Linked DNA regions of Homo sapiens: region 2 is linked to region 1. A link is a contact called in ENCODE Hi-C or POLR2A ChIA-PET data. All regions are on one chromosome and are shown on one strand. Each heading gives the region's core, a stretch centred on a gene start or an enhancer-like site at or near the end of the contact. The rest is flanking DNA. Distances are from core to core; before and after follow the strand shown.

Region 1 (5,653 bases), core at 1,140-3,639:
CAGGCACGCACCACCATGCCCGGCTAATTTTTTGTATTTTTAGTAGAGACGGGGTTTCACCATGTTAGCCAGAATGGTCTCGATCTCCTAACCTCGTGATCTGCCCGTCTTGGCCTCCCAGAGTGCTGGGATTACAGGCGTGAGCCACCGTGCCTGGCCGATTCCCTGGCTTTTATAAAAGTTCATTGCTGTATTCCAGTGCCTTGAATGGGACCTGCTACATAATAAGCTCTCAACAAATACCTGTTGAATGAAAATCTGTGATGTATTCTTGAAAAGTTTTCAAACCAAACTGAGTTTCAGAATCAACTAGAACACCTTCAGAAAAAATTAACGGCCAGGCACGGTGGTTCACACCTGTAATCCTAGCACTTTGGGAGGCCGAGGTGGGTGGATTGCCTGAACTCAAGAGTTTGAGACCAGCCTGGGCAACATGGTGAAACCTTGTCTCTACTAAAATACCAAAAATTAGCTGGGCATGGTGGCATGCGCCTGTAATCCCAGCTACTCGGGAGGCAGAGGCAGGAGAATTGCTAGAACCCGTGAGGTGGAGGTTGCAGTGAGCTGAGAATGCACCACTGCACTCCAGCCTGGGCAATGAGCGAGACTCTGTCTCTTTGAAAAAAAAAAAAAAAAAAAAAAAGATTTGGTAATCTGGGTCCTTAGAATAGGGTTTTGTTTTTTTTTTTTTTTTTTGAGACAGAGTTTTGCTCTTGTTGCCCAGGCTGGAGTGCAATGGCACAATCTTGGCTCACTGTAACCTCCGCCTCCCGGGTTCAAGTGATTCCCCTGCCTCAGCCTCCCAGGTAGCTGGGATTACAGGCATGTGCCACCACGCCCGGCTAATTTTGTATTTTTAGTAGAGATGGGGTTTCACCATGTTGGTCAGGCTGGTCTTGAACTCCCGACCTCAGGCCATCCACCCACCTCGGCCTCCCGAAGTGCTGGGATTACAGGTGTGAGCCACCCTGCCCGGCTAGAATAGGTTCTGACATCCACATTTTAAAACCTCAGTTAGATTATATGAGTACAGAAAGAATAGGCACCTTCCTCTGTTTTGCATGTATTACACCTTTGAGTTAAAATCTGTATCTAGTTGATTAAATTATAATTTGGTCTGTTGTAGCTTTTGCTGTCACCAACAGGAAAATGTGGGTCCTGTGAACTATGTGGAATTAACTGACTGAGAATTCAGGAAGAGGAGCTTATATAGGACCTAAGAGAGGCTACTGTGCCTGAACAAGAGATTTCCCACATCTTTTGTAGTCAGTTTGCCCAGAAGGTAGATGTATGGGAGTATCCCATACAATACACCCAACTTCTCAGAAAAGGGAAGTTCAAGACAGAACACCAGATAGAACTTTGCAAGTAAATTTTTCAAGTGGAAGAAGTTCCCCCTAGCATGAGGCCTGATTAAAGGCTGCAAACAAGAACAAATAAGGCCTTTCCTGTGGTTTGTATGACAAATGTGGGCTTTCTCACCTGCCAGAAGAGCTGCCCTACCCCCCACCCCAGAATCACTTTGGTCCTTTATAAAAATTGAAAACACAGAATAATATCATTAAAGAAAATTTTCAAAAAGAGAAAAAATTACCCACAATGTTAAGTTCCTTACTTAGGGCCATTTCCATTCCTGCCATGTTACCTTCCCGTTCTTCACATGTACCAGAGAAGAGGTTTTGTAATATCTTCCATACTTTCTTATCTTCCAAAGTGTTCTTGAGTCTTCAGCTTCCCTATTGCCATTTTCAGATCACATTCATTAAGCACTGTGTATATAGCGTTACACTGGGCACTATATAAAGCAGTGTGAATGGCAATTTCCCTTCATTGCCTTACATGCAAGAGCAAACAATATAGGCCTAGGAGTATTCATTTAACTAAACAGAAATAAAGTTAAACATATATCAAAGCAAGGCAGTAGAGCAGATGAACAACTGTATTGTCTTTGCTTTTACATGAGTTTTCTGTACATGATAAGCTTTTTTTTATTTGGAATTGGAAAATGAAGGGAGGTTTGGGGCCATTTGCATCTCACCCAGATTTTTATACAGTATATTGTACCATATCTCATCTCCCACAGAGATGGGATATCTTGCCCACAGAGATGGGATATCTTGCATAGAGCTAAGTAGTGCTACTGACAGAGAACCTCAGTCACTTAAGTGGAGACATATGGGCAGCTTAAGGTCTCCTTATTTGAGTAGTAGACATTGCCGATGGCAAAGCATTTTGGGAAGAGGGGTAGCTCATAAATGAGGAACTTAATCTAAGAAATTATTTGTTCTTCAGCCCTGTGGCTTCGGATTGTTGGTTTCTTCACGGTTCACTTTCTCTCAGGCTCCACCCCTCTCTCACTGCAGAGAACTTGTTGACAGCAGCTCTACTTTTTCCAGTCTTGCACAAAGGCAGATGTCTGAAAATTTAGCTTACGCAAACCATCTGTGTGCTTGACTCTGTTCCCACGGTGTGTTTTCCTGTACTGCCCCTCCCCACTTTTCGGTCCTTTTTAAAAACTGAAAACACAGTATAATAACATAATTTAAGAAAATTTTCAAAAAGAAAAAAATCACCCACAATATTACTATCCTTATTGATAGCTGTTTTCATTCCTGCCATGTTATCTTCCCGTGCATAGCTTTTTGCGTAATTGTGTCCTTTGTCTTAAGCAGAAGTTCAGATACTTTGTCATTTAGCCACTTCCCTGTTTTTCTCCTGGCATTATCTTTTGGTTTTTGGTCTTGAGTTACTCAAAGGACATTGCAGCTTATCAGTACTCCATCGATGAGTCCTTATTTTTATTTTCCTTTCTGACTTTTGAAACCCAAGTACTCTAGAGTATGGCTGAGATCCAACTTTTTAAAAGTAAGACATATAACATGTGTGAAGGATTTTTTTAATATTTAGAAACTGCTGTTGTAAATTACACTGACTTTTTTTTTTTTTTTTTTGAGATAATGTCCCGTTCTATTGCCCAGGCTGGAGTGCAGTGGCGCGATCTCGGCTCACTACAACCTCCACCTCCCGGGTTCAAGCAGTTCTCTGCCTCAGCCTCCCGAGTAGCTGGGATTACAGGTGCCGGCCACCATGCCCAGCTAATGTTTGTATTTTTAGTAGAGATGGGGTTTCACCATCTTGACTAGGCTGGTCTTGAACTCCTGACCTCGTGATCCACCCTCCTCAGCCTCCCAAAGTGCTGGGATTACAGGCGTGAGCCACTGCATCCGGCCTTACAAATTACATTGACTTTCAAGAAACATTACCCTGCCCACCCAAGGACAGTCTCATTTAGAAAAAAGACATGTCTATACTTTTCTGCCCTTTGTTGAGTTGCAAGCCTCATTTCTTCTAATACCTGACTAATCTTGTTAGTAATAGTGTTTCACTTGTAACTGGTCGTCTCCCTTTTCAGAGCTGTTATGTCTCACCCTTTGTCTTCTTAATGGTGAATAAGGACACATCCATGCCTCCTCATCATTTTCCCTTTCTTGTTTGACAAAAAGAACAAAATGGACCATGTTTCCTTGTTTTGGTAGAAAGTTTGTTATTGAATATCTTCAGCCACCTTCCTTTCAGAAACCGTAATCCCCAATACTTAGACATTTGAAGGGTTGGACCTGTGGTGTCTAGGGTCCCCTGATGACTTAGGAAGTCTGCAGGATTTACATACAGCTTTTCTAGCTGTCTTACTGTGTGAGAAAACAAAAGACCCTCAGAATTCTAGCTTTCCTTCCAATCATTGCAGAGAAATTTTGCCTTTAGTAGTAAAGCCGGTGGTTAAAAGTTTTTCCTTTTTCCCTTGTTTTCCTGGGTCCTGAGTTGCCACTGGGGTAGATTATAGGACCTAGCTCGACCAAAACCTAAAAGCAATCCAGGGAACAAGTGTAGGATTATACTGCAATGTCCGTTCTATGCTGGAGCAAATATATAATGAATCTTAACTTCTTTTCTCTGATACATTTAAAACACATATGAAAGTTAAATTTACTCTTGGATCATTTTGATTAGGTTATTTTCCTCTTTTTCTAAACCCTAACTAAAATGTTTGGAATTATTGTTATTTCACATCCCACTCTAGAGTACTGCAAAATACTACTGTGTGATCTCTTTGTCCCCAGCTCCCCAAGAGCTGTGGATCATTGCGTCTTCATAAATTTACTTTAAAATGTGCATTTAGTGAATTTGAACTGTTAAACATTGGATTGGACATCAAGAAAGCTTAATAAATTAAATTTGCAAGAAACCAGTAGAGTGAATTTTTCATCTGTAATGGTGTTACAATTCTGTAGTGATTCTGTAAGGGGAAAAGACTAGGAAACAGAGAACACTGGATGGGTGAAAAATTGTGAGGTAATTAAGGACAGTGACTTCTACTTGCTTTCTCTTTTCCCTTTTCTTTGACAGGTCCTTAAATTGTCATTTGGACTTTGCCTTTTGCTATTTTTTTCTCTTCCTCCTCCTGTTCCTCCTCCTCCATCATCGTTAATTTTTTTTTTTTAACAAAAGTTAACTGCTTTTGCAAGTGTCAGAACCTAACACTGGCAGCAGTGCCCCTCCTAGATTTCATTTGTGCATTAGTGCATGGCCCAAGGGATCTGTAATATGCATTTAAACAGTTACGAAAAGAAGAATTTGTCCAGGGACTTTAAAAAGTCAGGCAGTCCAGCGATAGTAGAGAAAACCAGGCAGTAGATTTAAAAGAGATTCAACATACTTTACCATGCCTTTCTCTGTTCCCCGTGGTTTAATATTTGGGAATTAGTAACTTTGAGGAACTTTTAAGAGGTCCTACTGGCAATATATTTTTTATGTTCAGCCTAGTAAGGTAGAAAACAACTATAGAAGAGATGGTTTGGTAAGGAAAATTGAGAAACTGTTGTTTTGCAGATGGAGTTCAGTTTTTGTGGCCAATTAATTTTGAGAGTTACTGGTAAGGTTGAAATAAAGTAGCACTGAACTGACTCAATTTTTTAAATAACAAAAAAATTCCTTGGTGTTCTAGTATTTGAGAATTCACTTTTAGAACCCTATTGGTACATTGGTGGATAACACTACAATGGGACTGTGGTGTCCTTGTTGTACAGAACAGGCAAAGAATTCAAAATGCTAGAGAGCCAGGGAGTGATGTTTTAAACAAAAACAACAAAACTTGAAAATAGGCCTGTAGGCCAGGTACAGTGGCTCATGCCTGTAATCCCAGCACTTTAGTAGGCCAAGGCAGGTGAATCACCTGAGGTCAGGAGTTCGAGACCACCCTGGCCAACATGGTGAAACCCCATCTCTACTAAAAAATTACAAAAATTAACTAGGCACAGTGGCAGGTGCCTGTAATCCCAGCTATTTGGGAGGCTGAGGCAGGAGAATCACTTGAACCCAGGAGGCGGAGGTTGCAGTGAGCCGAGACTGTGCCATTGCACTCCAGCCTGGGCAACAAGAGCAAAACTCTGTCTCAAAAAAGAAGAAAAGAAAAGAAGCCTACATTTTGACTCCTGCTCTGTAATTTACTAGTTGTGTAATTGGTAAGTTTAAGCAAGTTACTCTCAAAACCTTTGTTTTCTCATCTGTGAAATGGGAAGAACTTCTGTTCATCAAGTTGTTTTAAGATAGTGGTTGTAAAGTACTAGGCATCATGCCTAACACAGGTGGGTACTCA
Region 2 (5,534 bases), core at 809-3,308, 41 kb after region 1:
TATTGGCCAGTTTCAAACTCCTGACCTCAAGTGATCCACCCACCTCAGCCTCCCAAAGTACTGAGATTACAGGCGTGAGCCACCGTGCCTGGCCCCAGTTGCCTTTTATCACAAAAATATCTTGTGCAGTTCTGCTGTTAAAGTACAAGACATAAAACTAAAGAACATAAGTATCTTAGCCACAGTCTTGAGAAACAAGAATGTTTAGTGAATGTCTTTGGTCGTGTGTTTCCAATTTACCATTATTCCATACCTTCATCTCATCTTTAGATAGTCACAATATAAAGCAAGTGGTTTCAAAGTTACATTTCCATGGAAAAAAAGCTGCCTTTTTATTTCTCTTTTTGAGACAGCGTCTCGCTCTGCTGCCCAGGCTGAAGTGCCGTGATGCAGTCACAGCTCACTACGGCCTCAAATTCCTCCTGGGCTCTAGGAATCCTTCCACCTCAGCCTCCTAAGTAGCTAGAAGTACAGGCATGCACCACCATACCCAGCTATTTGGTCTTTTTTTTTTTTTTTTCCTTATTTTTCTGGAGAGAAGATTTCCTTATGTTGGCCAGGCTGGTCTTGAATTCTTGGGCTTAAGCAATCCTCCCACTTCGGCTTCCCAAAGTGCTGGGATTACAGGCATGAGCCTTGCACCTGGCCTACTCTATTGTAGTCAGTAATGATTCACTTTGGTGATTCTAGGGCACCTACCCTTTGTGGTAGTATACCAGTAGTCCCAGATACAAAGAGATCCCACTTAAACTACAGTCTGTTTTGTTTAAACCTTGCTTTTACCAAATGCTATGCCTCCTTTTTCCTTCTATTGAGTTAAAAAGGATGGTGGGCGGGGCGGGGATGGGGTGGTACGGGATGGCTCCTTAAACTCAAAGCAGAACTTTTTATGTACCTTTGGCTTTAGCTGTACTTTACATTCTATGATGAAAGATGACACACAACACCTGGCCTTTTCGTGTGTCCTTAAGGTTTGTTGCTTTCCTTTTTTATTTTTCCCACTTTTTCTGGAGAAACCTTCGGAAGACTTTGGAATGTGGCTGCTAAGCAGATCTTTACGCTGTGGATAATTAGCCTCAGGAAATCCTGCCAGATGTCTCAAAGCATTGACTTCCTGGTTCAGGATTAGAATGGAACTATGGGGTAGCTAGGGGTGTGACCCAGGCCTAGGGAAATTTAGCCACAAAGAGAGGAGGAGCCTGGGAATGATTCTAATTTTCCTGATGTTGAGGGGAAAAAATCACTTTGTCACTAGAAAGTTTCCCAAACCAATGTTTACCTTATTCCTATATAGAAGTCAACCTGAAAATGACTTGGGGGTTCACAGGAATTCCCAAAGCCAAAGTTATTAGCTTGTATACCACTTAACAGCATTTAATTGTAGGCTCTGAATTTACACAGGCTTGTAAACCAGATTTAGGAAGATTTCTCCTGCATGGTTTTAACTTCTGATTAAGCAACAGAGCTTTCAGTAAGCATTTTCCTATAACAGCACCTACCTTGTTTACATTCATTAGGATTTTAGGACCTCTAATTTAGGTTTTTAATCTTTCTAGATCTGTGTTGTCCAGTATAGTAGCCACTAACCATATGTGCCCCTTCCTTCCTTCTTGCCTGCCTGCCTTCCTTCCTTCTTTCATCTTCCTTCCTTTTCTCTTCTCTTCTTTTCTTTTTTCCTTTTTGTGAAGAACACAGTCTCTCTGTGTTGCCCAGGCTGGTCTCAACTCCTGAGCTCCTGCCTCTGCCTTCCTGAGTGCTGGGATTATAGGCATGAGCCACTGCATACAGCATGCACGTGTCTTTTTAAATAGATTAAAATTAAATGAAATTTCAATTCCTCAGTTCTAACTAGTCACATTTCAAGTATTCAGTAACCGTATGTGCTAGTGGCTATCGTATTAGACAGTACATGTATAGAACATTTTCCATTCTTGCAGAAAGTTCAGTTGGACAGCACTGTTCTAGCTCATATTTCCTTTGTTCAGTTCTCCCTGACCCCCTCCCTTGAAAACCCTATAAAACAGGAACAGGAACCTCATGAAGCTTCAATTGAATCTTCCCCTAGAGACAGAAGACAATAACTGCAGATTCTCCTGACCCAGAATATGAGCAAGCACATGTCTAATCATTTCTCTTTCACTTTGTCCTAAACTTTACCAGAAAGAATGCATATTAATATAGGTATCCAGTAGTTTATACTCAGTAAATTACATCTATCTTTTGCCAATGGCCCTGTCTGAATCATATCTGACCAGTGTCACTAGCCAAAGGAAATTATAGTTTATAGAAGACAAACTTAAAACATGAAAAGCTAGAAACTAGTTTTCATTCTGTTTGCTAAACTTGCTATTATGAAATTCCCATACATCCTCTGCTTTAATGAGTTCCTTGGACAGTAAGAAGTCTCAGATGCTCAGGTAATCTAAAATCATTTCTGTCTCAGTTGTTGTTGAAGGAATTTGAATTTGTATCATTTCATATCTGAGAATGTAAATGTTAATGCTTCAAAATAGTATTAAGCCAAAGTGGAACCCAGATTATGACAAGTACAAATAGTTCTTAATAATACGTTGCAGCCAATTCATTTAGCCCATTTACAAGTTCTTTGAGTATTATGTTATATTTTAATAATTTTTTAAATATGCAGCATAATCTTGGTTTCTAAAGTGTAACATATTTTAAGTTATAAAATAATAGAGCTTCATGGTTTTTTGGGGTTTTTTTTTTCCATTTCTTTTTGTACCCCTAACACCTTGAAATGTCTGGTACATAGTAGGCACTAAATAAATTTTTATTGAATGAATTGAATATTTACTAAAATAAGTAGTTATACTTAAATGGAGAAAAATCTTGAGAGACTGAGGTAACCTGGATAAAAATACCAAGCGTGCCTTATTCAGTCCTTTCCTTCCTGTTGCGTGAAAAAGCTACTTTTTTTTTTTTTTTTTTTTTTTTTTTTTTTGAGACAGTCTCACTCTGTGGCCAGGCTGGAGTACAGTGGTGCAATCTCAGCTCACTGCAACCTCCGTCTCCTGGGTTCAAGCGATTCTCCTGCCTCAGCCTCCCAAGCAGCTGGGACTACAGGCGCACACCACCATGCCCAGCTAATTTTTGTATTTTTAGTAGACGGGGTTTCACCATGTTGACCAGGATGGTCTCTATCTCGACCTCGTGATCCGCCCGCCTCTGCTTCCCAAAGTGCTGGGATTACAGGCACCACGCCCTGCTGAAAAAGCTACTTCTTAATGTAAAAAAGCACTCTGGCCTGAATACAAGCCAAAAATGTAATGTCGATTCCTGTATATCAATGTCACTTGTCCAAAGGTTAACCAAAATCTGGTCACAAGCTTATAGATCACACTCTTTTGCAGCTTCTGTATCTTTTTATATAGTTAATTTCTAGATTTGTCATTGGGCTACCAACCCACCATATTTATACTCAAAATTATACTTGTTGCTAAGAACCTGGCTAAGCACTCACTAAATACAAAACAAAAAGCTACTGTAAAACTATCCCCACTTCATCTTGGGAAGCCGTTTTCAAAACAAATTTTTTTGTGCGCTCATCTCATCTACTCAACAAAACTTGTGGTAGAGCTGTCTTGCTCCTGGACTCTGGCATGGTAGCTGTGTTTCTGTTGTTCAGGTCCAGGTTCTAATGTGGATAAGCTGTTTCAGTCTTGATTTGAATCTCCTGAGCTCTGGAATCACTCTTTTTTTTTTTTTTTTTTTTTTTTTTTTTGAGAGGGAGTCTTGCTGTGTCTCCCAGGCTGGAGTGCAATGGCGCAAATCTCAGCTCACTGCAACTTCCACCTCCCAGGTTCAAGTGATTCTCCTGCCTCAGCCTCCCGAGTAGCTGGGATTACAGGTGTCTGTCTGCCCCTGCACCCAGCTAATTTTTGTATTTTTAGTGTAGAGATGGAGTTTCGCCATGTTGGCCAGGCTGGTCTTGAACTCCTGACCTCGGCCTCCCAAAGTGCTGGGATTACAGGCATGAGTCACCGTGCCTGGCCTGGAATCACTCTTAAGGTGTTAAGCAGCACAGGCCAGCAAGTGTAGTGGAAAGCCCAACTAAGGGCTAGCCTCCTTTAACCCTGCAGTGACTAACAGTTAAAGTTTGGTATTCATTATGTTGTTTTTAAAGCATAATGGTTTCCCCTTCCCCCAATCACTTTCAGATATATTAGAGCACCCATTACAGATTCATATTCAACATTTGTTTTACAGGACAGTATATTCACATATATTGTTTTATTTTAAGTATGTTATGTCTTTATACCTATATCTATGAGAATAGGTTTTATTATTCACAGTTCAAGATGAAGAAATTAAGGCTGAGAGAGGTTAAATAATTTGTTTAAAAAAAAGTTGTAATACTGAAGGAAATCAATCCCAGATCTTTTGGCATAGTAGATGTTCAATAAATGGTAATGACTATTACATTTTAGGCACTTAGACACTATTTTACTCTTTTATTTGTTATTTAATCTTCAAAACAGTACAATGAAGAAGATATTTTTATCCCAGTTTTACAAATGAAGAAATTAAGGCACAAGACAGTTAAGTAATTTGCCTAAGATTATACAGTTGCTGGGCGCGGTGGCTCACGCCTGTAATCCCAGCACTTTGGGAGGCCAAGGCGGGTGGATCACCTGAGGTTGGGAGTTCAAGACCAGCCTGACCAATATGGAGAAACCCCATCTCTACTAAAAATACAAAATTAGCTGGGCGTGGTAGTGCATGCCTGTAATCCCAGCTACTCAGGAGGCTGAGACAGGAGAATCGCTTGAACCAGGAGGTGGAGGTTGCAGTGAGCCGATATCACACCATTGCACTCCAGCCTGGGCAACAAGAGTGAAACTCCATCTTAAAAATAAAAAAAAAAATAAAAATAAATTTTAAAAAAAGATTATACAGTTAGTGCAAGAAACCAGGTTCCAGAGCCCATAATCATACTGTGAACCCAGGTTCCAGAGCTCTTAACCATACTGTGCTTTTCCACAGTATGGTTATGCCAGATTCTTTCTAGTACACCATGCTTCCGCTCTAGATAGATTGGCATGGAGCATCATGGAAGCCTTTCGGAGACTAGCCAGAGTGGGAAAGCAGTTACAGCAGCGTTAAGGAGAGATAGTGGCAGTAGCCTAGGGTAGGTTACTGTTTCCCAGAGAAGAGATGTGATAGAGCATACAATCAGGGGTCCATGGCTTTCTGTACGAACCTCTTCCATTAACTTAAAGCCCTTCCTGGGCTAATGTGAGATTGAAATAGCATTTTAGGCCGGGTGCAGTGGCTCATGCCTGTAATCCCAACACTTTGGGAGGCTGAGACGGGTGGATCACTCTGAGGCCAGGAGTTTGAGACCAGCCTAGTCAACATGGCAAAAACTCATCTCTGCTAAAAATACAAAAATTAGCCGGGCATGGTGGCACATGCATATAATCCCAGCTACTCGGGAGGCTGAGGCAGGAAAATCACTTGAATCCAGGAGGTGGAGGTTGCAGTGAGCCAAGATTATGCCACTGTCCTCCAGC

Evidence for each region. Hi-C counts contacts between places; a loop is a spot of excess contacts on that map. ChIA-PET counts read pairs that join two places held with the same protein, here RNA polymerase II (POLR2A). Pooled maps may share reads with other maps.
Region 2: a loop to region 1 is called in a map of CD14-positive monocyte, with 3 times the contacts of the local background. The contact joins two enhancer-like sites. A Hi-C loop is called at or near these places in 12 of 168 maps with a recorded cell type or tissue (CD14-positive monocyte, CD8-positive, alpha-beta T cell, HepG2 and 6 more), 2 of 37 single-sample maps with no recorded cell type and 17 of 50 pooled maps. POLR2A ChIA-PET finds 5 or more read pairs at or near these places in 19 of 52 experiments (AG04450, BJ, CD4-positive, alpha-beta T cell and 15 more).

The regions. Positions count from the first base shown.
Region 1 is chr17:29,719,572-29,725,224 of GRCh38, reverse strand. All of the region lies in intron 3 of SSH2 (slingshot protein phosphatase 2), which reads left to right. Among named protein-coding and RNA genes, the nearest start is that of SSH2-AS1, 83 kb to the right of the region's middle. RefSeq lists a silencer at 1,449-1,548. Within about 2 kb of position 2,389, at least 21 of the 41 ENCODE cell types and tissues checked have a DNase peak (open chromatin) inside an H3K27ac peak, as active enhancers do; they include CD14-positive monocyte, CD8-positive, alpha-beta T cell, OCI-LY7 and 1 more, where a contact is called at or near this core.
Region 2 is chr17:29,678,760-29,684,293 of GRCh38, reverse strand. All of the region lies in intron 6 of SSH2 (slingshot protein phosphatase 2), which reads left to right. Among named protein-coding and RNA genes, the nearest start is that of SSH2-AS1, 42 kb to the right of the region's middle. Within about 2 kb of position 2,058, at least 7 of the 41 ENCODE cell types and tissues checked have a DNase peak (open chromatin) inside an H3K27ac peak, as active enhancers do; they include CD14-positive monocyte, CD8-positive, alpha-beta T cell, OCI-LY7 and 1 more, where a contact is called at or near this core.